Regions from separate parts of the Homo sapiens genome. Here region 1 is linked to region 2. Evidence: read pairs that join two places in POLR2A ChIA-PET (ENCODE). Cell type or tissue: PC-9. All regions are shown on one strand. Each heading gives the region's core, and the rest is flanking DNA. Links, peaks and the distances in the headings are about the cores only. Region 1 overlaps RNF220 (ring finger protein 220). Region 2 overlaps RNF220 (ring finger protein 220).

Region 1 (12,907 bases), core at 2,290-10,289, 110 kb after region 2:
AACCAAGAAGCCAGTAAGCTTGGATGAGGGGAACGGGAAAGAGATGCACCCTAAGGCAAAGCCTGAGAAACTGGCAGCCCACAAAAGCAGGGGTCCTGCTCCTGAGCGGCAATGTCCATCCACTCCCACATCCATGCACCCCTCTTATATGTCTGTTCTTGCCGTCCAGTATTTAAAGGATGGGAAAAGAAGGGCCCTCCAGCAAAGAGAATAATGGGTGCCCAGTGATGCAGGAAGAAACAGGGGACTGAGGTACCCAAAGCCAAGTAAAAAATTCAAGAAGAAGCGAGTGGTGCCGGGCGCGGTGGCTCACGCCTGTAATCCCAGCACGTTGGGAGGCCGAGGCAGGTGGATCACTTGAGGTTAGGAGTTTGAGACCAGCCTGGCCAATATGGTGAAACCCCATCTCTACTAAAAATACAAAAATTAGCTGGGCGTGGTGGCAGGCGCCTCTAATCCCAGCTACTCAGGAGGCTGAGGCAGGAGAATTGATTGAATCCGGAAGGCGGAGGTTGCAGTGAGCAAAGATCGCGTTACTGCACTCCAGCCTGGCCAACATAGTGAGACTACATCTCAAAAAAAAAAAAAAAAAGGCACTTTGGGAGGCCGAGGCGGGTGGATCACCTGAGGTCAGGAGTTCGAGATCAGCCTGGCCAACATAGTGAAACCCCATCTCTACTAAAAATACCAAAAATTAGCCTGTAATCCCAGCTATTCAGGAGGCTGAGACAGGAGAATCGCTTGAACCCGGGAGGTGGAGGTTGCAGTGAGTCGAGATCACGCCATTGCCCTCCAGCCTGGGCAACAAGAGCAAAACTCCATTTCCAAAAAAGAAGAAGAAGAAGGGAGTGATCTACTGAGCTCAAGTCACTGTCCGTGGAGTCCGGTGAGGATTACTGAGACTTAACCATCAGAACTGGCAAAAAGGGAACGCTTGTCAATCCCAGCCAGAGCGCTTTCAAGACAATATGAGAGGGGAAAAAGAGAAAATGATGAATATCAGTTTCTCTTTTGAATTTTGCTTCCAGAAGCAGATATATATATATATATACTTATACAAAGATTCATTATTCATGTGAGAAACATTTATTGAGGCTCTAATCTCTGCAGGTTCTATTCTAGGCTCCGTGTACCCAGAAGTAAGCAGCACAGTCCTTGCCCTTGGCTTCTCGCAAAGTAATCAGTGAATGAATGGGATGAAGCCTCACTTCTCCCACTGACAATTTTAGCTTCATTTTCATAGCTGTTCAAACAGATACTAGAAATCTGTGCCCTCTCTGTTTATGAAGTTCAGCATGTCCCAGCTTTTCTAACCTGTCCCTATTCCAAATGTTTTGACCTATTGCCATACCATGTAGTCACACTGGATTCTAATTTTTGATTTAGAAAATGTGGTCATTACTGGATTATTTCGAGAATCAAAAGAATCAAAGAACATCACTTCTGTGATGTGCTAAGTGCTCTATCAGTAGAAGGCATTATTCAAAACTGGCTTAGACTAGAGAGGCAGGTTCAGCCACTTCTTTCTTTGTGCATTCAGGGTAACCTGTACGTCCTTCCTTCCCAGCACCAATCTCCTTTCTTTTTAATGTGTTTTAAGGTATGTGCCTCTCATTCCAAATTGTATCTGACACAGGGCCTGGCACGCAGTCTAATTTCTCAGTAAAGATTTATTGAATTTCTGAATGGATGGATAAATGGTGGGGGCATAGACAAGTAGACAGCAAATTATGATTTAAGACAGAATGAAATGATAATTACCACCACTAACATTTTTTGAGGACTTACTATATACAAATCCAATGCTAGTTCCTTTACATGCATTCTCTCACATCATTCTCACAGCTACAACATGAGGTACATAGCATCGTGTCTCTTCCAGATGAGGAAACAGAGGCTCAGAGAGGTTAAATGACTTGCCCAAGACACCAAGGTCACCTGAAGACCTGGGAACTCCAGCTCGAGCAGCCCAGGCTGCTCACCCTGACCTAGCCAGAGGGTTACAGGAAATGTCCTTTGGCCCTTAGATTGTCCCTCCTTTGGTCCACTCAATTCAGAACCCAGACAATTGGCCATGAACCCACCACTTACGTCTTCACCCCTCCTTCATCAGGGCGGGTCAAGCTAGTCCAACCCTAGCAGCCGCTAGGAAGGAGCTGTCCAGAGCGTGGTTCATTCCTCTTTTATAGCCCTTGTCAAATTCCAAAGCAAGTCGTAAATTCATTAACCTCGTAGGGATTAAGCTGTGCAGCTTACTTAGCACCATAAACAAGATCATTGGGATGTTGATTTTCCCCTTTTATTGCTGCACTCAGGAAAGCCTAGCTGGCTCCAGCTCTGGAAATAGGAGTTGGCTCCCCTGAAGGTTGTCAGGATGGTGGGGAAACCCTAGCTGGCTGTCCCTCAGTAGTTGCAGGTACTGGAACGTGGGGCTCAGGTATATGTAGCCCAAGAATTGCTCCCCAAGCTTGTCTTGGCACAGCCAGAAGTAACATTTCTTTTTGTTTTTTGTTTGTTTGTTTGCTTTTTTCTTTTGAGACTGAGTCTCACTCTGTCGCCTAGGCTGGAGTGCAGTGGCGCCATCTCAGCTCGCTGCAACCTCTGCCTCCCAGGTTCAAGTGATTCTCCTGCCTCAGCCTCCCAAATAGCTGGGATTGCAGGTGCCTGCCGCCACGCCTGGCTACTTTTTGTATTTTTAGTAGAGACGGGGTTTCACCATGTTGGCCAGGCTGGTCTCGAACTCCTGACCTCAAGTGATCTGCCCACTTCCGCCTCCCAAAGTGCTGGGATTACAGGCGTGAGCCACCACGCCCAGCCCAGAAGTAGCATTTCTAATCCAGTTGCCTGAGCTGTCACCATGCATCCTAGGGAAAGGCAGAGGAGAGAAGCCCAAATGTCTACCCACCAGGTCACCTGGCTCTCCTGACAAAGATGGTATTAAGATGTCATCTCCCGTCTCCTGACTCCCCAGGCCCCGTGGGTTTCCTCTAGTGCCTCTCGTCCCCAGGTCTGTTTAACCCATCTATCTCTCCAGTAGACTAATGTCCCTCACTAGCAGGAACTGTTCCCTCTGCTAGCACTTGGGATCCCATTTCCTCATGTCCGTCTGAAGCCTGGCTCCAGCAGTGATCCTCTGTCCTGGAGCTCCAACTCTCTTTCATACACCAAAAAGAAAATCCAGACCCTGTGCTTCCTAAGACAACGGCAATCCCTCTCTCTCCTCCCTCCAACTTCTGGAACAGTGTCATGCCTGACATCTGTCTGCACTGCTTCCCTCCCATTCACTCCGTTAACCATGGCTGTTCTACCTAAGTCCCTACCTCTCCCTTGACCCTGCTTTTGCCAAGGTCAGCAACAACTTCAAACTATCAAATCCAATAGATGCATTTCAGTCATTTGTTTGTCATCTCTTACTCAGCAGATATTTAGTGGGATCCTAGGGGCTGGTGACACAAGAGTGAGCAAAACAGAACAAAGCAGAGACCACGAGAAGTTAAATATAGCACAGTGACCATAAGCACAGCCTCCACCTAGGTTCATACCTTGGCTCTGCTGTGTGACCTTGGGCAAGTTCCTTAACCTCTCTCTTTTTCTCATCTCTAAAATGGGATAATCATAGCACCGTTGGGAAGATTGTTGTGAGATTGTCTGACCTTTAGGTCAGAGCATGGTGCACAGCAGGTGCTCTGGCTATGTTTGGTTTAGGTAATTTGCCTAACATTATACCCTGGCAAGCAGCAGACCAGGCTGTAGACCCGAATCTACCTGACTCCAAAACCTTCACTCTCTGTTGTCATCAGGCTGCCTCCCTGTTCTTCCTGCCTCCCACCTCCACCCCCATTGCCCTGTGCTATTTGGGCTTTGCATAGGGTAGTTACCTGGAAAACATTTGTTTAATGTAATAATTTAATCAGTAGTTCTGTGTTTGGGGAGTCTAGGTAGTTATTTAATGGGAAGAAATGAGGTGGTGGAAAGGGAGCTGTTTTGAAGAGAAGATAATTATTTCTGACTTAACATGTTTCACTGGAGGTGACAATGGAGAGTCCAAATGGACATGTCCTTTGGGCAGTTGACAATTCGGTGTGGGCATTCAGGAGAGACATCAAATTGGAGGCAGGTTTGGGAGTCCTGGAAAGTTGACGTTCAAGAGGGTAAAAAGATAAATTCTCTAAGAGCAAAGGGCACAGCAGTGACAAGGTCCCCGGATCAGGTCAGTGGAAGAGGCATGAGGGACAAGGTAAGGATAGAGGGTGGTGTGGAAAGGAGGACAGGAGCGCTGAGGAAGAGCCCCAGATGCCTGAGGAGGGGGTCACAGCTCCAGGGACCCAGGGAGCTGCTGCGGATGACACCAGGACAGCGATAAGAGCTCCATCCCAGACGGTGGGGAAGGAAATGAGGCGACAGGCACAGGTCCTTGTTCCAGGAGGCAGACTAGAAGACAGAAGAAAGGAAGGAGATAGAGGAAGCGGCAAGGTCCAGGGAAGGGTTGGCCCTTTTAGGAGACAGTTACACACAACGTAGAAGACAGAGGAGAAAGGACCGCTCTCGTGGCAAAAATGCAAGAGCGAGAGGAATATCGCAAGGGCAAGGTCCCTGCTGAGGATGGAGAGAAGTGGCTCTAAGGGACAGTAGGCACTGGTTTTGGAGAAAAGACAAAAGTTCTGAAAATTGAGGGAAGATGGAAAATCAAGTGGAGGCAATGGATATTAAGCTGAAGAGAGAAGTGGCTAACTCCTTTTACATGGGGTTCTCAGTAACCGCATCATAACAATGATAATTAAAAGTTTATATATGAAATATTGTCCCCCTCCAGTCTCTACCGGAGACACCTCAACTGCCCTTGGATGGGCAGTTGATCCCTTAACAACATGGGCAAATTCCCCCTAATTCCCAGTTCCTTCTGTTTTTTTTAAAGTTGGTGCAGTTTGAAATTCCACTATTGTATCTTCTTCTCTTCTTCTTCCTTTTTTTTTTTTTTTTTTTTGAGACGGAGTCTTGTTCTGTCACCCAAGCTAGAGTGCAGTGGCACAATCTCGGCTCACGGCAACCTCTGCCTCCCAGGTTCAAGTCATTCTCCTGCCTCAGCCTCCCTACTAGCTGGGATTACAGGCACCCGCCACCACGCCTGGCTAATTTTTATATTTTTAGTGAAGACAGGTTTCACCATGTTGGCCAGGCTGGTCTCAAACTCCTGACCTCAGGTGATCTGCCCACCTCAGCCTCCCAAATTGCTGGGATTACAGGCATGAGCCACCACGCCCGGCCACTGTTGTATCTTCTTTAAGGCATTTTTCCCCTTCTCTTCATCACCTTGTGGCAAGGAGGGGGTGGAAAGAGATGGGGAACATTCCCGCCCCCTCTGTGCTGGCCTCGGCTCCTTTGACAGGGAAGAGGGAGGGGGTGGAATGGTCTCTCTTGCCCCGCAGGCTGCTGTAGTCTAGCTCTCTGGTGGTATTAGTTTCCCTGGCCAACAGACAGGCATCAGGGTTCTCTGTAGGGCTGGTTCTCTTCTAGGGCACATGTGTTCCGATAACTTAACCTGCTTGAGCCTTTGTTTCCTCTTCTGTAAAATGAGTAGCTCTGGCTTGGACCGGCCTTACAGGGGCAGTGTTAAGGATTAGACAAATGCTTGTAAAGCACCTTAGACACAGTGCTTGCTCCACAAATGAACTCCCATTACCAGATGCGTGCGTGAGATAGCTCCTGGCATGAATGTGCATTTGCGGCTATGTCCAGATGTGTGTGTGTACCTGTGTGTGCAAGGGAGAGTTATGTGTGGGCTGGGGATGGGGCACCCTTGTGAGTCAGCTATTGCCTGTGTCATTGCCTACAGCTGACCCCGAGGCCATAAATCCTGCCTCTGTACCCGCTAGAGTGAACACCTTATAGCCCAAGGTCAGGCCCATGAATCATAAGCGGCGCTGGCAGGAAGCAATCAGGCAGGGCTGGGTAGAGCTGGGCAAGAGAAGGTCCCAGTATTTGGACCACTTGAAGAGGAGCCCTGGGCATATCCTGCAATCCTGATCTCTGGGAGCCGGGCTGTTCTCAGCAGGACGGCAGCTCCCATGGAGGCTCGCTGGCAGGGAGCCCTTCTCTACTTGACCGCATCTCTCCTGCTGGGGCTGCCAAGCGGCAGACCTGCCCTGCCAAGACAGGCCTGTCCTGCATCCCGGGCACCAGCACGGCCAGTAGGCGAGCTGCTCTTCAGGCCTTTCCCTTGGAGGCTTCAGAGTCCTTAGCCCAGCACGCTCAGCCTGGTGGATGTGGAGTAGCCGCCCTCTAAGCCAGATGATTTTATTTCTTCTTTGCCTTTCCAATCTGTCTTGGGGAAAGTGGCCCCAATAAGGCAGTCCTTTCACTCTGAAACCTTTTTATGACTCCAACCATAATTAACTCGAGTAATAAAATTTTTCAAATCCAAATAGATATAATTAACATTTAATGCCCCTGGTTGGTGCTGGTAGCTGGGCCCATTAAGAGCACAGTATTGATTGAGAAGGTGAGCCAGCTGGGCCGACTGCTGGGCCAGGGGGCAGAGGTGGCTGGAGCTTAGGGCTGGCTATGAGCAGGGCCCCAGCACAGGTGTGAGGAGGGTGGCAGGTGACCAAACCCCAACCCTACCTGGGGTTCAGGTCATGACTACCGAGGCTGGGGTGGACTTCTTCCTGCCATCAGTTTCTAGTGGCTCTCCCACCTTCAGACTCTGCCATCTCAGGCCTCTCCTGCCATGAAGTACTTCTCCACCAACCCTCACCCTGCCTGTCATGTGCCTGAGGCCTGCCTCCTCTCCTAGAATTTATCAGGCTTCCCAGGACAAGGCTGTGTCTTCTCTCTGAGGGGCCCCCTGGCTCCAGGGCATGCCCCTTCCCACTATTTCTCCTTTCTGACTTGCCTGCTCAGCTGTGTGCTGCAGGTTGAACTTTAAACCCACTGGTCAGATGAAAAGCCATATCTGTCTTCTAGACATGACTTACACCTCCCACCAAACTTCACTTTCCCCAGGAAGCTATACAGTGAGACAGTGCCAGAAGCATTCATTTGAATCCCAACCCTCCATTTCCCAGCTGTGTGACCTTCGGCAAGTCACCATGTTTCCCTGAGCCCCAGTGTTCTTATCTGTGAAATAGGTATAACAAGAATATCCACCTCCTGGCCGGGCGTGGTGGCTCACGCCTGTAATCCCAGCACTTTGGGAGGCCGAGGTGGGCGGATCATGAGGTCAGGAGATCGAGACCATCCTGGCTAACATGGTGAAACCCCGTCTCTACTAAAAATACGAAAAATTAGCCAAGCGTGGTGACGGGCGCCTGTAGTCCCAGCTACTCGGGAGGCTGAGGCGGGAGAATGGCGTGAACCCAGGAGGAGGAGCTTGCAGTGAGCTGAGATCATGCCACTGCACTCCAGCCTGGGTGACAGAGCGAGACTGCATCTCAAAAAAAAAAAAAAAAAGGAATATCCACCTCCTAAAGGTGGAGTCATAACAGTCTTGACCTCACTTAGGTTTCACAGGATTCCCAGGTCATAGGAATTACTGTCTCCATTTTACATGGAAAAACTGGCTTAAGGAGGCAAAATCCTCATCCCTTGTGTCTTATATTTCTGTCTCTACCAATAGTTAATTTAATATATGTTTATAAACAACACCTAAGCTGGGACTACAAAGAATATGATGATTCCTTGACTCAAGGTGCTCGTGGTCTGGGGGTATGAGGCAGGGAGAAGGGGTGCACACAATCAGCTGGTTTAAGTTAAGGCTGCACGGGAGGTGAGCAGGCTCTGGACCCTGGTGCAAATTAAGATGCAAAACGCTACAGGAAAAATGGGTGAAGGTCATGGGCCCAAGGCAAAGCCAGATATGGGGATGGACAGGGCACAGTGGGGCTGATGTGTGTGGTTCTGTGGCAGTGCGGATGCTGGCCCAGGTATGGTCTTCAGAGCATGCGTTTTCTGTGATGATCCCTGAGCCAAGGAGCAGGCTGGTACCAGGATTCACAGGTGTGGTTTAGGACATCCCAGCTCATCCACTCAGCATGTTAGAAGGACCAGCCTTCCAGGCAATCACTCATATGAGGCCCTTTGGTGAGCTGGGCAGCCCAAGCCCTGCTGGGCAAGGAAAGTCCGGGGAGGGGCTGAAATCCTTCCTCCATCCAACTTTGCTACTACTGTGTCCCCCTGCTCCCAAGCTTGTGGTCCTGTGCTCTCCATGATCTCAGTATTCTCCATCCTTCACGGGGCTTCCTCTCAGTGGTACTTTCCCAGCCTGCAGGAGCCCCATGCTTCCTCAGAGCTCTCATGGCTCAACAGTGGCTTTATATGTAGGGCCCTGAATACATCCTGCTTTAGGCTAGGTCTTGCATTGAACTAAACTTGGGTGATTCTCTGCTGTGTCCGGTTCCCCGCTCCCCAGAATGTTTGCCCCTGGCAGGCTCTGTTCTTTCAGTCCAGCTCCATGCCCAGTGCTATTACTCAGGAGGCCATGGGGAGTGGATGCCGCTGATACCAGAGATGATGAATAGGAAGCGGGGGGGCCAGGGAGGATTCATTCACCTTCCACTAATTCATTCATTTGATGTCACTCACTGTGCCAGGCCCTGTTAAAGAAATAGACAAGTAAAAGTGTAATCACAATTAGGGAAGTCTTGGGGGCTAGAGGACACACAATCTAGCCAGATGCTTCTGATAGTACTGCCTCCTAGAAGAGTTAACCTTGAAGCTGAGCCCTGGAAGATAGTTTTCCAGGCAGAGGGAACAGCATGGTTTTTGTTTTGTTTTGTTTTTTGCTGTTTGGTTTTTCTTTGAGATGGAGTTTCGCTCTTATCACCCAGGCTGGAGTGCAGTGGCATGATCTCAGCTCACTGCAACCTCCGCCTCCTAGGTTCAAGCGATTCTCCTGCCTCAGCCTCCCGAGTAACTGGGATTACAGGCACCCACCACGCCATTTTTATATTTTTGGTAGAGACAAGGTTTCACCATGTTGGCCAGGCAGGTCTCGAACTCCTGACCTCAGATGATCTGTCCACCTCCGCCTCCCAAAATGCTGGGATTACAGGCATGAGCCACTGCACCCAGCCAGGAACAACATGTTTAAAGACCCATTTGAGAAACCAAAAGAATTCAGTGGGACCAAGACAATGGTGTGCAAGGTGAGAGGCAGCAAGAGAGGAGGCTGGCAGGTCACCTATCGTCCATGCGCAATGCCCTTGCAGGCCTTGCTAAGGAATCTAAGTCCTTTCAAGTCCCAGAGCCATTATGCACTTGCAGTGGGACTTAGGTATCTTGCTTGACTTCTCTGAGTCTTGGTTTTATTCTTACTAAGTGAGGTCAGTAATTCCAGCTACGTCCGCCATGTCTAAGGATCCAACTGCCTTGTGCTGGGCCAGTCCCTGGCTTATTAGGGTGTGGTTAGAGGCATGGCCAGAGCGTGAACTTCTGCAAAGGAATATTCTAGTCACAAGCCACAATTTCCTGTCTAAATATTGAGGGGGCAACAACATGGTCTATAAGTCCTCCCGGCTCTGAAATGCCCGCAGAAAGAAGGCCCATGGGAGGCCCCACTCACCTTTAGAGCCTGGACCCTCTCACTCCTCTGTCCTCCTCCTCCTCCAGCCATACTAGTCCTGCTGGGCTGCCTCTGGGCCTTTGTCTTAATTTTCACTCCACTCTTCCTTCTCTTGCCATCTGACACTCCAGACTTCTCTCCTCCAGGAAGCCCTCTCCACCTCCGAGCCCTGACCTCCTCCTCCTCCTCCTTACTCCTCACTTCATCCTCACAGTGGTATCTTAGGTGCTCAAGCCGTCCCCCATCCTGTGAGCTTCTGAGCCTGGGCCTCACTCCTTACTCCACACCCCCAGAGGACTGGCCCACAATCTTTGAGGGTGTTCCAGGACTAAGTTTGGAAAAGGACATGATAAAAATGAAAGGAATGAGAGAAGAAGGAAGGGAGAAACAGACCAACAGACAGAGAGAGAGAGGGCGAGGGAAGGCTCTGCCTCAAGCCAACCCAGCCTCAGTCGTGGTATACTTCCCCGAATTCCTTCCCGCAGCACCACTCTGTGCTTAGAACCAAGAGCTAGGAGAGCAAGGGAGCCTGGGACTGGCACTTTTCAGCTAGGGGGAGCTGGTGGTGGCAGGGCAGAGAGGCCCATTGCGCAGCTGGTAACAGGCTGTGCCTGGCCAGGCCTCCCAGCTGCCCCTCTGTCTCAGGCCCTTATTGCACACAACATCCAGCCCAGCCCCCTACGCAGCTGCCTTCCTCATGACACAGCCCTGTGTTGTCCTGTTGGCCACTGACCACTGTGCCTGGGGAAGGGCCAGGCCTTCCTGGGAGGAGGAACTCGAGAGCCTGTGGGCTCCCAGGTTGGCAGCCCCCGCCCTCTGCACTCCCAGGCCCATACCTGCTCTGTGATTCCCCGCTTGGGGCAGGAAGGCATGCTGAGAGCCACTCTGCAAGTCCCTGTGCTTCAGGTGGTACACGCTCCTCTCATTCATTTGTTAAAGCAAGGTGGGGGTGAGTATTATCATCCTCAGTCTCTAGGTGGGGAAAAGAAGACTCGGATGGGTTACAGCAGTTGCCCAAAGACACATGGCTAGCCATGCTTCCAGGTGCTTTCAAGACCAGGTCTCCCCGAGGCCAAAGCTCATGTTCTGCCCTCCCAGCTCTTTGCCTAACTCCTGTTCCCTATGACAGCCCAGCCCTGGCCCTCGCATTCTGCCTACAATGGAGCCACCAGGATAGGACGCAGGGAGTGGGAGTAGAGGGGGATGCCATGTGGAGAGAAATGAGGATATAAGCTTGAGGAGAGAGGAAGGAGTTTTTGATGGGGGGGATGGGCCCAGAGCTGCCATGGTGTCTCTACAGCTCTCTCTTTTGGTCACAGAAGCCCAGCAGGCAGACACAGAACAGATCCAGGAGCAGACCATACCCAATCTTCTCTCCCAACACAGGCCCAAGCCTGAGCCAGCCCACAGGGACCCACCAGTTTGTTTGGCAAAGCCCTTTTCCCTGTTCCATCCCATGCCCTAGACCCGCAGAGGGCAGCAAGAGATGAGACCCACTGTCCTATCACAGTCCTGATAAGGATTTCTTTGACCAGATGTTTTCAGTGTAGGAGTCAGAACACAGCATCGGACTATTAGGAGCCCAAAGTTTCATTTTTAAGCTTTCGACCAACATGACCTCAGGCAACTTTTACCTTTCCCTATCTAAAGAAATTTTTCATATCTAAAGTGCTAAATATCACAAGATATCAATAATAATAACAGGCCAGGGTGGTGCCTCATGTCTGTAATCCCAGCATTTTGGGAGGCCAAGGCAAGAGGATCGCTTGAGCCCAAGAGTTGAAGACCAGCCTGGGCAACATAGTGAGAGCCTGTTTCTACAAAAAATAAAAACTACCTGGGCATGGTGGCACAGGCCTGTATCCCAGCTCCTCAGGAGGCTGAGGTAAGATGATCATCTGAGCTCAAGAGTTCGAGGGTTCAGTGAGCTAGGATCGCCACTGCACCAGCCTGGGTGACAGAGTGAGACCCTGTCTCAAAAAAATTTTTAAATGATATAAAATAAAATAATTGCACTCTTAAAAATCACAAAATATGAGACTTAAAAGGGATAAACTCTTGGCCGGGCATGGTGGCTCACGCCTATAATCCCAGCACTTTGGGAGGCCAAGGCGTGGGTGGATCATTTGAGGTCAGGAGTTCAAGACCAGCCTGGCCAACATGGTGAAACCCTGACTCTACTAAAAATACAAAAATTAGCCGGGCATGGTGGTGGGCACCTGTAATCCCAGCTACTTGGGAGGCTGAGGCAGGAGAATCGCTTGAGCCTGGGAGGCGGAGGTTGCAGTGAGCTGAGATGGCACCACTGTACTCCAGCCTGGGTGACAGAGTGAGACCCCATCTCAAAAGAAAAAAAAAAAAGGGATAAACTCTTATAGTCCAGCTTGAATAACAACCTACCACCCCTGCAGGAATCCGCTTCTGCACTACCCAGAAGGGCCAGGCAGTGGACAGAAAAAGAAAAGTGAAAGGCCCCCAAGAGAAACTTTGATTTGAAAAGAAAAGCCCTGGAGGGCGCTTTGCCTCCCCCCCTCCCTCCTTGTTACTTCATTCCCTCCTCCTCCTTTCACTCCCTCCATCCTACCCCCTTCACCTGCACTTGGGACTGGGCTAATGGACATGCTTCCTCCCAGCCTTCCCCACGTCCCAGGAAGTGGAGCCCATCGGGCAGAGCAGAGCCGTACGGGGTAAGGCAGAGACAGAACTTTCCCCAACAGAAATGGCCTTGCAGGGAGAGTCTGGGAGAGCAGGGAGAGCCTGTTCTCAACTAGACTGCCAAATTGCTCTTTTCCTTTGTCTGGAGCAATGCCTGAGCTCCCTTGCTGAGTTCTGTAAGAGCCTGATCCAGGCATGTGTCCCCAGACCCTATTGCCCCACCGCCCTGGCTCAGGCTGGTATCCAGAAGAAGGTATGGCAGAGGACCAGGAAGGTTATCAGAGAGGCTAAGGGGGCATTCGGTCTTGGGACAGGACTGAAGCAATCAATAGCCCATTGGGAACTGGGGTTAATTTGGGGAATTTGGATTGGATTGGATTGAAGTTTAGGACTTGGGCTAGGAGGTAGGGCTGGGTTGGTTCAAAGTACTGGAGTTAGGTTTAGGTTCAGAGCTTCTCTAGAAACTGCCCAACTCATGCTGGTCTAGCTAAGCCCATCTCCAAAAAAAGAGGGGGCTCTACCCTTGGCCTCTGATTCGGGGCTTTATTTAAAGACATAGGAGTGAGGGTGAAGATTGGCTTTGGAAGACAGCAGAGCCAGTGCCTCCCCACTATGGAGCCGTTTAGTTAGGACCTTGCCACTCAAAGAGCATCCACAGACCCGCAGCACTGGTCTCACCTAGGAGCTTGGTAG
Region 2 (12,217 bases), core at 1,190-9,189:
GAAGATATACAAGAAACTTTAATAGTACTTGCGTTTGGGGAGGGGAATTGAGCTGGAAAACAAGAGTGAAGGAAGATTTATTTTTCATTATATAATCTTTTGTATCTTTTAAATTTTGTTCCATGTAGAATAGAATTCTTTAGGCCAGGCGCAGTGGCTCATGCCTATAATTTCAGCACTGTGGGAGGCTGAGGCAGGTGGATTGCTTGAAGTCAGGAGTTTGAGACCAGCCTGGCCATCATGGTGAAACTCGGTCTCTACAAAAAAATACAAAAAAATTAGCCGGGCATGGTGATGCACACCTGTGATCCCAGCTACTTGAGAGGCTGAGGCACGAGAATTGCTTGAGCCTGGGAGGCGGAGGTTGCAGTGAGCCAAGATCACACCACTGCACTCCAGCCTGGGCAACAGAGCGAGACTCTGTCTCAAAAAAAAAAGAATAGAATTGTTTAGATGCCAAAAACAATATCAGAAGATCAACAACAAACTGGAAAACATATTACAACATAATATGACAAAGGGCTAATTTCTTTAATCTACAGAGAGTTTATAAATCAGTCTAAAAAATTAACAGAAGAGGGTAAAGGATATGAGAACTCATTTTAGAAAGAAATATAAATGGCCAATAATCATATGAAAAAGATGCCTAATTTATATATTATTAAAGGAAAGAAAACCCACAGGGAATCCTTTGGAGAAGAATTGAACTCTATTATTAGATGTGTTTAAGTAGAGAATAAATAACCAATTATTAAGGTTGTTGTTAAGGAGTCTCTTTGAATCATCTGATAAAGGAAAGGTTTCCAACATCTGAAGGAACTAATTCCTTCCAATCCGTAGGGTCTTTAATTCTTTATGGTACCCAGTGGAGGTGTATAGATAAGGCCAGGCAAACCAGCCTAAGAAAAGGAAGGGAAGGAAAATAATAGAAGTTCACCTAGAAAGCACAAATCTCAGAAATGGAAGGGATCTTGGAGTTCATTTTTCAAACCTCCCCCCTAATACATTTCCTCTTGGGACACAGTCCCAGATCTGCCACTTAACACCACTGAGCAAGTTTATTGGTATATTATTCATTCATTCATTCATTCACTAAATATTTACTGAGTTCCTTCTATGTGTGAGGCACAGTCCCTGTCCTCATGGAAACAGGCATTAGTCAAATGTAACATTGCAACTGTAGCAGGCACTGTGAAGAAGAATTATGCAGTGCTATGAGAGCCTGAGTATGATATTACCCAGACAAAAATTTTTGCAAAGTTGAACTGATTAGGATGAATAGGCGTTTAGGCAACAGAGAGGAAAAACAGTAGGCAGAGGCAATCGCAGGTGCAAAGGCCCTACCAGGAGGGATAGTGACAAGCACTAGGTTGAAAAAGACTGAAAATAGTATGAAAGTATAGTACGAGGTGAGGCTGCAGAGGAGTCTGACATTAAGGAGTTCTTACTCTTAAGAACAATGGGAATCCCTTAAAGGGTTTGAATGGGATGAAGGCGTAAAGGACACACATCCTGATCAGAGTCACATTTGAAACTATGTCTCTGGCTGCAGAGTAGAGAATGCATTGCAGGGAAACAAGAGCAGATGTGCAGAGGTGAGTAAGGAGGCAGATAAAGTAGACAGGAGATGATGGGTGCTTAGACCACCATGGTAGAAGTAGAGCAATGTGGACATAAGTGAGAGATGTTAGGAAGTAAAATTGTTAAGACTTGATGATGGATTCCATCTCAAGAGTGACAAAGAGGAAGGAAATATGTCAATAATGCTTCCTAAGATTTTGGCATGTGCAGTGGAATAGATGAGACAGATAACAATGGAAGAGAACTAAGTTTGGAAGGGAATCACAGTTCAGTTTAGAACATGCCAGCTTTGAGATGCTTTTGAGAGTACACATCAGTCAGTTGGCAACATTTATTTATGGAGTGTCTACTAAGTAGCTAGTAGTGGAATATACAGGTTTATTTATGTGTAAAAAAGAAAAATAAAATGGATACACACAATTCCCCCTTCTTCGAGACCCTTGCTGTTCCACTATTCTACTGTCTTCTCGCTTCTGTCATTGTCTGTTCTCTGACAGTCTCCACTCCTCCTCATTTGTTGGATGGAATGATCTGATCCCTCACATTTGTAGTTTCTTGGCCTGTTAATTTCTATAGACCTTTACCACCACTCCACTTCACTGTCCAGTCCCATGTCCACACTGTGAACCTCATCACTAAGAACTCATCAACCTTAAACTTCTTGCTCTCTAGCTGGACCCTTCTGTCCTTTTGGCTCTCTCATTTCCCTCCCGTCCTCTTCCTGCATCCTCCTCATTTACTTTCCTATTTCTTCCCTTCCTATTATTTCAAAAGCTTGCTGGAAGGATTTCCTCTCTATCGTGGCCTGACAAATAGGAGACATTCAATGAATACTTGAGAAGGTGACCTTCTCCGCTTCTTTATCTCCCATTCATTCCCAACCCACTGGACTTCAGCATTGACCTCCACCTCCACTAAGGCTGAGGCAGGGGGATCACTTGAGCTCAGGCATTCGAGGCTGCAGTGAGCAGTGACCCGCTGCTGCACTCCATCCTGTGTGACAGAGTGAGACCCTATCTCAAAAAAAAAGATAAAATTCACCATTTTAATCATTTTGAAGTGTACAAGTCATTGGCTGAGTGCAGTGGTTCATGCCTGTAATCCTAGCACTTTGGGAGTCCGAGGCTGGTGGATCACCTGAGGTCAGGAGTTCGAGACCAGCCTGGCCAACATGGCGAAACCCCGTCTCTACTAAAAATACAAAAATTAGCTGGGCGAGGTGTTGGGTGCCTATAATCCCAGCTACTCAGGAGGCTGAGGCGGGAGAATCGCTTGAACCTGGGAGGCAGAGGTTGTAGTGAGCCAAGATCGTGCCACTGCACTCCCAGCCTGGGTGACAGAGCGAGACTCCATCTCAAAATAAAATAAAGTGTACAAGTCAGTGGTTTTTAGTATAATCACAATGTCATTCAACTATCACCACCCTCTAACTCTGGAACATTTTCATCACGCTATAAAGAAGACTCATACTGGCCAGGCACAGTGGCTCATGCCTGTAATCCTAGCACTTTGGGAGGCTGAGGTGGGCGGATCACCTGAGGTCAGGAATTCGAGACCAGCCTGGCTAACATGATGAAACCCTGTTTCTACTAAAAATACAAAAAATTGGCTGGGCGTGGTGGCACATGCCTGTAATCCCAGCTTCTTGGAGCCTGAGGCAGGAGGATCACTTGAGCCCGGGAGGCAGAGGCTGCGGTGAGCCGAGATCGCACCATTGCACTCCAGCTTGGGCAACAAGAACGAAACTCCATCTCAAAAAAAAAAGAACAAAAAACAAAAACAAGAAGCCCTGTACTTCTCAATTCCCCCTCTTCTCCATCTCCTGGCAACCACTAATCTGCTTACCATCTCTGTGGATTTACCTATTCTAGACATTGCACATAAATAAAATCATAAAACCTGTGGCCTTTTGTGTCTAGCTTGTTTCTCTTAATATAATGTTGTCAAGTTTTACTACTATTGTAGCATGTTTCAATACTTCATTCCTTTTTATGGTTTAATAGTATTCCATTGTATGGATGTACCATATTTGGTTTAGCCATTCATCAGTTGATGGAATGGATCTTGTTTCCACCTTTTGGCTATTATAATAATGTTGCTGTGCACATTGCTGTACAAGTTTTTGTGTGGACATATGTTTTCAGTTCTCTTGGGTATATATCTAGGAGTGGAATTGCTGGGTCACGTGATAACTGTATGTTTAACATTTTGAGGAACTGCCAAACTCTTTTCGATAGCCACTGCACCATTTACACCATTCCTGCATCAGCCTTGCATGAGGGTTCCAGTTTTCCTGGGTGCCACTTATTTTCTGGTTTGTTTTTTTGTTATGTTTTGTTTGGGATTTTAAAAAATAGCCATCCTAGTGGGTGTAAAGCAATATCTCATTGTGGTTTTGATTTGCATTTCCCTAGTGACTAATGATACTGAGCATCTTTTCATTTTGGGGCCGTTTGTGTATCTTCTTTGAATGTAGAGTCTTTTTGAAAGGCAATCTCATCAGGTTGCTTCAGTACTGAACATTTTGAATGGTTCCCAATTGCCTACAGGATAAAATAAACATTTCTGAGTGTGCCACACAAGGCCCTTCAGGATCTGGCCTCAGCCTTCCGGTCCAACAGCTTCTGTCACTCTCCTTCTCACACTTTCTGTTTTAGCTGTGTTGAACTGAGGAGAGGTGGGGATATTTTGCTTTTGTTTCCTTTTTTTGTCAAACTAGTCTGCAACAATAGAGGATGTCAACCAAAGTTAAGGAATGCAGTGAGCTGGGCCAGCAGGGTGACGGGATGGGTGCGCGTGCCTGTGGCTCCCTGCCACCTTGCCTTTCTCCCTCTGATCCTTCTTGCCTTTTGCTTCTCGGCAGCACTCACTTTGCCCTAACTAGGTCACATACGTTCCGGACAGGATGATATTCATGTCTCTAGACCATACTGGAAGGTTCTGGCTTTGAGGTTTTCCTGGGCTGTGAGGTGTGTGTTTCCCCACGTCCTCTGCTTTCCTGGGACTACACTAGGCAGGGCAGGAGGAGGCAGGTGGGCAGAGGAATAGCAGCCGTTTGTTCTGGAGGCCCCTTCCTTCTCCCGTCTTGACTGCAAAGGGCTGGAAAGTCAGCTTCTATTGTGATTAAGTTATAATTTAAGGCAGTGAACATGTGCTCTGCTGGCGGCTATAAAGATTCAAATCATAAAGTTTTACAGTGGAACGGTTTCTGTAAAAGCATCGTTAGGAAGTGGGAACCATGCCTTTAATTCTTATGACATATGGGACTGCCTGGTTTGTTTTGGTTTCAGTGGAGTTTAGTAGGGTGATGGTCTGACTAATTAAAGTCAGACCTTCTTCCTCTCCACAATGCGGTGCCCCATCACAGGACAGTGTAGAAAGGTGGAACTTTTCTCCCCATCTCAGCTCATCAGGGATGGCGGGGGCGGGGGGCGGGGCGGGTCTCAGAAATCAGGAGTAACTCTTTGAAAACTAAATAGTTTAAAATCTCTTCCAACTTACTAGGCTTCATTTCTTGGGGAGTCTATGTGTTCCTCTGTTCCTTTCTGGCCAGGGGCAAACCTCAACAGTGAACCAAGCCTGATTGAAGATAATTTCCTTCAGAGGGGTCAGCTGAGAAGATAATTGGGCTCTGTAACTAGGTCAATGGTAGAAACAAAGAGAATAATAATATCGTAGCTATCTCATCCAACTTCCACCTAACTTACATGCCTGGTTAACCGACACTCTGTATATCCTGTATAAAACATTCTAACTGATGCCCACGACATACTATTGGCTGATGGTTTTGCTAGTATACAGTATGGCCACTTACTGCCATTCCCATGCGTTATCTTGTGTGCTTACCATAACTCAGCTGTACTTGTTTCTAAGCCTCTTTATACCAGTGCTAGTTATTATTGCAATTACCTAATTTCATTAAGTACAGTCGGCCTTCTGTATTCACAGATTCCGCATCCACAGATTCTACCAACCACGGATCAAAAATATTCAAGAAAAAAAATAAAAAAATAATAATAATAGACCGGGTGTGGTAGCTCACGCCTATAATCCCAGCACTTTGGGAAGCTGAGGCAGGTGGATTACCTGAGGTCAGGAGTTCAAGACCAGCCTGGCCAACATGGTGAAACCCCGTCTCTACTAAAAATACAAAAATTAGCTGGGCCTAGTGGTGTGTGCCTGTAATCCCAGCTACTTGGGAGGCTGAGGCAGGAGAATCGCTTGAACCCGGCAGGCGGAGGTTGCAGTAAGCCGAGATCACGCCATTGCATTCCAGCCTGGGTGACAGAGCGAGACTCTGTCTCCAAAAATAATAATAATAATAATAATAATAATAATAATAATAATAATAATAGGCTGGGAGTGGTATGGCTCACACCTGTAATCCCAACACTTTGGGAGGCCAAGGAGGGAGAATCGCTTAAGACCAGGAATTCAAGACCAGCATGGGCTGCACAGCAAGACCCTGTCTCTTCAGAAAATTTAAAAATTAGCTGTGTGTGGTGGCATGCACCTGTAGTCCCAGCTACTTGGGAAGCTGAGGCAGGAATGTCACTTAAGCCCAGGAGTTCCAGGCTGCAGTGAGCTATGATCACACCATCGCACTCCAGCCTGGGTGACAAGGCGAGACCCTGTCTCCGAAAAAATAAAAACAAAAACAACAATACAAAAATAAATATAAATATAAATATAAGAACTATTTACATAGCATTTGCATTATGTTAGGTGTTGTAAGTATCTAGAGATTATTTAAAATATACAAAAGGATATGTGAAGGTCATATGAAAATACTATGCCACCTTATATAAGGGAATTGAGCATCCAAGTGTTTTGGTGTCTGGAGGGTCTCCTGGAACTAATCCGCCATGGATACGAAGGGACAACTGTATTTTGTAAACGCAGTGATATACAATTGGAGAATTTTTTTTTTCTATGAAAGCCAAGTTGAAAATTATGGCGAATCCCTAAAATAATTGCTGTTGAAAGATATGTGGGTAAGACTGAGGAAAAAAAAATCACAACAGTCTAGGAATTTGCACTCTAATTGCTTTAAGTTCTTGTTCCACTAAAAACTAAAATTGTAGACAATGTGTTTTGGGTGTGATTTATGCAGGAAAGATCTGAAAAGCCAGTCAGCAGACACATACCTTTGGCCCTACATCAAAAACTTGGAGAATGAATCTATATTTATATTTTTTAAGTTAAAATAAAATGTTCAGGCTGGGCGCGGTGGCTCATGCCTGTAATCCCAGCACTTTGGGAGGCCGAGGCGGGCGGATCACTTAAAGTCAGGAGTTCAAGACCAGCCTGGCCAACATGGTGAAACTCCGTCTCTACTAAAAATACAAAAATTAGCCGGCATGGTGGCGCATGCCTGTAATCCCAGCTACTCAGGAGGCTGAGGCAGGAGAATCACTTGAACCTGGGAGGCAGAGGTTGCAGTGAGCCGAGATCGAGCCACTGCACTCCAGCCTGGCAACAGTGTGAGACTCGGTCTCAAAAAAAAAAAAAAAAAAAAAGTTCAAGGTAAGTATATATCTCTGTTTAATGATATACAGGACTTTTCAGATTAATCATCCAATGCATTGAATAAGAGAGTTTCTCTGTAATAGGATTTATCATCTATTGGGTGCCATTATTGAGTGTATTAATCTCTACAGAGGCTGGGCGCAGTGGCTCACACCTGTAATCCCAGCACTTTGGGAGGCCGAGGTAGGTGGATCATGAGGTCAAGAGATCAAGACCATCCTCGCCAACATGGTGAAACCCTGTCTCTATTAAAAATACAAAAATTGGCTGGGTGTGTTGGCGCACACCTGTAGTCCCAGCTACTCAGGAGGCTGAGGTAGGAGAATCAGTTGAACCTGGGAGGCAGAGGTTGCAGTGAGCTAAGATCGCCAGCCTAGTAATAGAGCAAGACTCCATCTCAAAAAAAAAAAGAAAGAAAAAGAAAAAAGAAAATCAGTTGCAGAAGAATATATACAGTATGATATACATGCTTATAAAGTTCCAAAACAAGCAAAACTAAGCAATATATTGCTTAAGAACATATATATATATTTGGTAAGCTATAAAGAAAATAGGGACCTGAGGGGGAGAAAAATCTGAGATGCTAGTTCTGTGGGTGGGATGGGGAAGTAGGGACTTGGGGTCCAGAAGGAGCACATAAGAGATGCCAACTGTGAGTAGTCATGGTCTATTTCTTAAGTGGGATGGTGGTTCACAAATGTTCATTTTATTGGGCTTCATAACTTTCACGTAACTCATATATAATGTTTAATAAAAGTTTAATGCCTTGAAGAAGGAAAAGAAAATAGAAAAGTACGGAGATTAAAGTCAAAGATCTTGACTTGAAGAAATTTAGAGTTAGAAAAGCCAGAAAGCCAAACCTCCAGAAACAATGAGCTTAGCTGGGTAGTTGTACCGGGATCCATGCCCTGACTGCTGTTTCTACCCTGTCCTTAGGAGAAGATCTCCAGGCTTCCCAGGCCCTCTTTCTCTCACAGTGTGTGGTCTGTGGCCCTAGAAATATTGCAAAGACTGTTATTGAGACCTTGTAGTTGGGGCAGCAAATACTACAGGGAGGAAGCTTGAGAGAGCCTAGGGAAGGCAGATGTTAGAGTCACTGGGTTGTGGGCTTGCAACCATCAGGCTAGAGATAGCCTTGGGCTTCAGGTTTCTGTCACAGCCTTGAGGCAAGCTCTGTGTGTCTGTATGGGATTTTTGTGAGCGTGCTTGTGTTTTCAGGGTGGATAGACTAATCAAACTTTATGAAAAAGTTTGCTCTGGCCTTAGCAGAAACAGCAGATGGCCTGAGCTGCATCTTTGACCCAGAGTCCTAATGCTGGTCCAGAAGCAAGCAGGGAAAGTGTAAGCAAAGAGCCCATCAGTTATGTGTTTTGGCCAAATTGGTTGGTTAAGCTACCAAGCAAGCAACCTAATTCCTTGGGAAGCACAGCTCATTAGGAAGGGAACAAAATCATTCTTATTAAAAATAAGAGGAATGGAAAGAAATTGAATTACATTTTCTAAAGCTGCTCAAAGAGTATGCAAAGTGTTTCCTAACATATGCATATGAAGTTCATTCACTCACTTAAAAAATTCTTTCATTCAGTAAATATTTACTAGCAGTCCAGTATCCACCAGTCTTAATCCTACACTTTGGGAATGCATTGGTGAATAAATGAACATGGTCCCTTCCCTTGTAAGGCTTATAGTCCAGTGGGGAAAAGAAGTAAACATAGAATTATTTATTGTTACAAATGCGGATGAATGCTGTGAAATAAATCGCACAACTATCTAGAATAATAGGGTGATCTATCAAGAGTGGTCTCTGATGAAATGCATTTAAATTAAGAACTGAAGTTAAGGCCTGCAATGAGCAAGGACATTTCAAAAAGAAGGAACAGGTATTTTAATGGTCCTGAGGCAGAAAAATGCTTGTTTGCATTTGAAGAATGAGAACCAATCAGCTATTGCTACATAAAAAGCATCCACAAAAATCTCCTTTGCATACAACAGCACTTACTTCTCATGCATCTGTAGGTGATCTGATCTAAGCTCAGCTTGGCCAGGAACCTCTGCTCCTTGTAGTAGGTCTAATCCAAAGATGTTCATTCTGCAGCTTAGGCTGAATAGACAGTAGCTACCTGGGGAGAGCTCTTCTCTCCAGGAGGACCAAGCACACAAGTACATGCTTGGGTCACATCTGCTAATGTGCCATTAGCCAAAACAATCACAAAACTGAGTCAAAAGTCAAGAAGCAGGTAAACTTCTCCATGGAGGTAGTTGGGGAGTAAATGTTTTTGAACAATAATCTAATCTACAACAGTACATTTCTTTGTGAATATTCACATCCCTCCCACCTGCAAAATACATTCACCCACAATCCCAAGACTCCCCCAGTTTTTATTTCATTTATTTATTGAGACAGGGTCTCGCTCTGTCACCCAGGCTGGAGTGCAATGGCACAATCTCGGCTCACTGCAGCCTCTGCCTCCTGGGTTCAAGCGATTCTCCTGTCTCAGCCTCCCAAGTAGCTGGGATTACAAGGTATGCACCACCACACCCGGCTAATTTTTATATTTTTAGTAGAGACGGGGTTTCACCATGTTAGCCAGTCTGGTCTCAAACTCCTGACCTCAAGTGATCTCCCTGCCTCCGCCTCCCAAATGCAGCCTCCCCCAATTTTTACTCAAATCATGGTACTTGGCTTAAGATCCAGGATCTTATCATCTGTATATCAGGCCTAAATATGGTTTCTCTTGATCTGAAGACCTAAGAACTTAAAAAAATCCCATTCAACATACAGTGGTAGAATACAGGATAGCAGCAATAAATTATTCCATTCAAAAAAAAAAGGGAAGAACTGCCAGGCGTGGTGGCTTCTGCTTGTAATCCTAGCACTTTGGGAGGCCAAGGTGGGTGGATCACCTGAAGCTAGGAGCTCGAGACCAGCCTGGCCAACATGGTGAAAGCCCGTCTCTACTAAAAATACAAAAATTAGCTGGGCGTGGTGGCACATGCCTGTAGTCCCAGCTACTCGGGAGGCTGAGGCAAGAGAATCACTTGAACCTGGGAGGCAGAGGTTGCAGCAAGGTGAGATCATGCCACTGGACTCCAGCCTGGGCAACAGAGCGAGACTCTGTCTCTAAAAAAAAGAGAGAGAGAGAAATGAAATCAGAAATCGCCAGTCCATAGCAGTTCTGAAATTCTACTGGGCAAATGTTGACAGGTCCCACGGTCCTAGGGGTTGAGAATGCTCTCTGATTAGGCTCTGATTCTGGATCTCCCATCCATTGTTCCCCGTGGCTGTTGGTGCACTCCTCTGGAAGACCTTCCTTTTCTATCATCCTTGGACATCACCCATGGACACTTCTGAAAAAGATATTAAATAATTTTTGTGGGTGAGCAGCTTTTTTCAGCCTACTGCCTACTTGTAGAAATTTGGGGCCCCAGAAATCTTTTTACATCTTCAATAGTCTCTGTTTCTTTCCGTTGGAGCAGGCAGTCTTTCACCAATACAGCTCTCTCACAAACTTTGTGGATTTTTTTTTTTTTTTTTAGACAGAGTCTCACTCAGTCGCCCAGGCTGGGGTGCAGTGGCGCATTCTCGGCTCACTGCAACCTCCGCCTCCCGGGTTCACGCCATTCTCCTGCCTCAGCCTCCCGAGTAGCTGGGACTACAGGCGCCTGCCACCAGTGCCCAACTAATTTTTTATATTTTTAGTAGAGACAGGGTTTCACCGTGCTAGCCAGGATGGTCTCGATCTCCTGACCTCGTGATCCGCCCACCTCAGCCTCCCAAAGTGCTGGGATTACAGGTGTGAGCCACCGCGCTCGGCCAACTTTGTGGATTTTTATGTGTTTTATACTCATCAACTCTATGTACCACAAGCCACACCCACAATTTTTACAAGACAGAATCTACCGAGACTTAAGTACTGGGAATGTCAGGCTGCTGTAGAACCTTGCTCTTAAGTTTTCTACAAGCTTCATTTTCAGCTGCAAGAGCCTATTAGATGCCATCTGATTTCCTTCAGAGCTTAATACTCTTGATTTTGACTTCACCTGGAAACAGTATCGTTCTTGCCGCACTCTGGATTAGGTCTTTAGCCCCAGGATGGATCTTAATTTGAAAATCTCTTACTAGAGAGATTGGAGATGAGAAAGTTTTATTTTTCAACCCCACAAATTCTGGGTTCTCTATATTCCCACTGAATCCTGCTTGCAAACTAGCCAGTTTTCTGAGTTTATCACTTTCTTGTTAGTGCTTCATCAAATACAGCTAAAAGCAGCCAGCTCATGCTTGCAATGTTTTGCCTTAAGATCCCCTCCTTCACCTTTGCTAGTTTATAAGATACGTTTCCTGCCTTCCAAATTATTGTAGTTTAGTCACAAGTTTACCACTAAATAATACAAGTTGCTATTATTCCCGGCTTTTATACCAGCTTCCTTGCTGCCCACTTGCCTAGTCCCAAAGCCAATGTCACATATCTTTGTGTTTTGTTGTTCTAGTTATAACAGCACCTTGCTATTTAAAATGACTGCAAAGGCAGGGCACAGTGGCTCACATCTACTCCCAGCACTTTGGGAGGCCAAGGCAAGTGGATCACTTGAGTCCAGGAGTTTGAGACCAGCCTGGCCAACATGGTGATATGCCATTTCTACTAATAATACAAAAAAAATCAGCCAGGTGTGATGGTGCATGCCTGTAGTCCCAGCTACTCAGGGGGCTGAGGTGGAAGGAACGCTTGAGCCTGGGACGTAAAGGCTGTGGTGAGCCCTGATCGTGCCACTACACTCCAGCCTGGGCAACAAAGTGACTCTGTCTCAAAAATTAATTAATTAATTAATTAAGTGATTGCAAAAGATGAAATGAAAATGAATGGTGTAAAAGAGAGAAAATAAAAGGGCACAGACCCAAGCCCTGGATAACTCTAACATTTAAAGATGTGGTAGAGGAAAAGAAGAAAGGAGTCTGAGAAGGAATGGACAATAGAGATCATAAAACCAAGGAGGAAAAAGGAGTGTTTTAAAAGAGAAAATGGGCCGGGGGCAGTGGCTCACGCCTGTAATCCCAACACTTTGGGATCACTTGAGGTCAGGAGTTCAAGACCAGCCTGGCCAACATGGT

What was found. ChIA-PET counts read pairs that join two places held together with the same protein. Peaks named below come from ENCODE experiments on the same cell type or tissue, not always from the same donor. Only the 100,000 strongest peaks of a DNase experiment are listed, where the experiment ranks them.
Region 1: POLR2A ChIA-PET joins it to region 2 with 8 read pairs; 3 of 35 experiments call an interaction of 5 or more read pairs at or near these places.

Annotation. Positions count from the first base shown.
Region 1 is chr1:44,582,182-44,595,088 of GRCh38, forward strand. The region is part of intron 2 of RNF220 (ring finger protein 220); the gene reads left to right. Among named protein-coding and RNA genes, the nearest start is that of MIR5584, 43 kb to the left of the region's middle. In PC-9, for the core only: no CTCF peak of the experiment used is centred there; a DNase peak (open chromatin) is centred at 5,840.
Region 2 is chr1:44,468,490-44,480,706 of GRCh38, forward strand. All of the region lies in intron 2 of RNF220 (ring finger protein 220), which reads left to right. Among named protein-coding and RNA genes, the nearest start is that of RNF220, 69 kb to the left of the region's middle. In PC-9, for the core only: no CTCF peak of the experiment used is centred there; no DNase peak of the experiment used is centred there.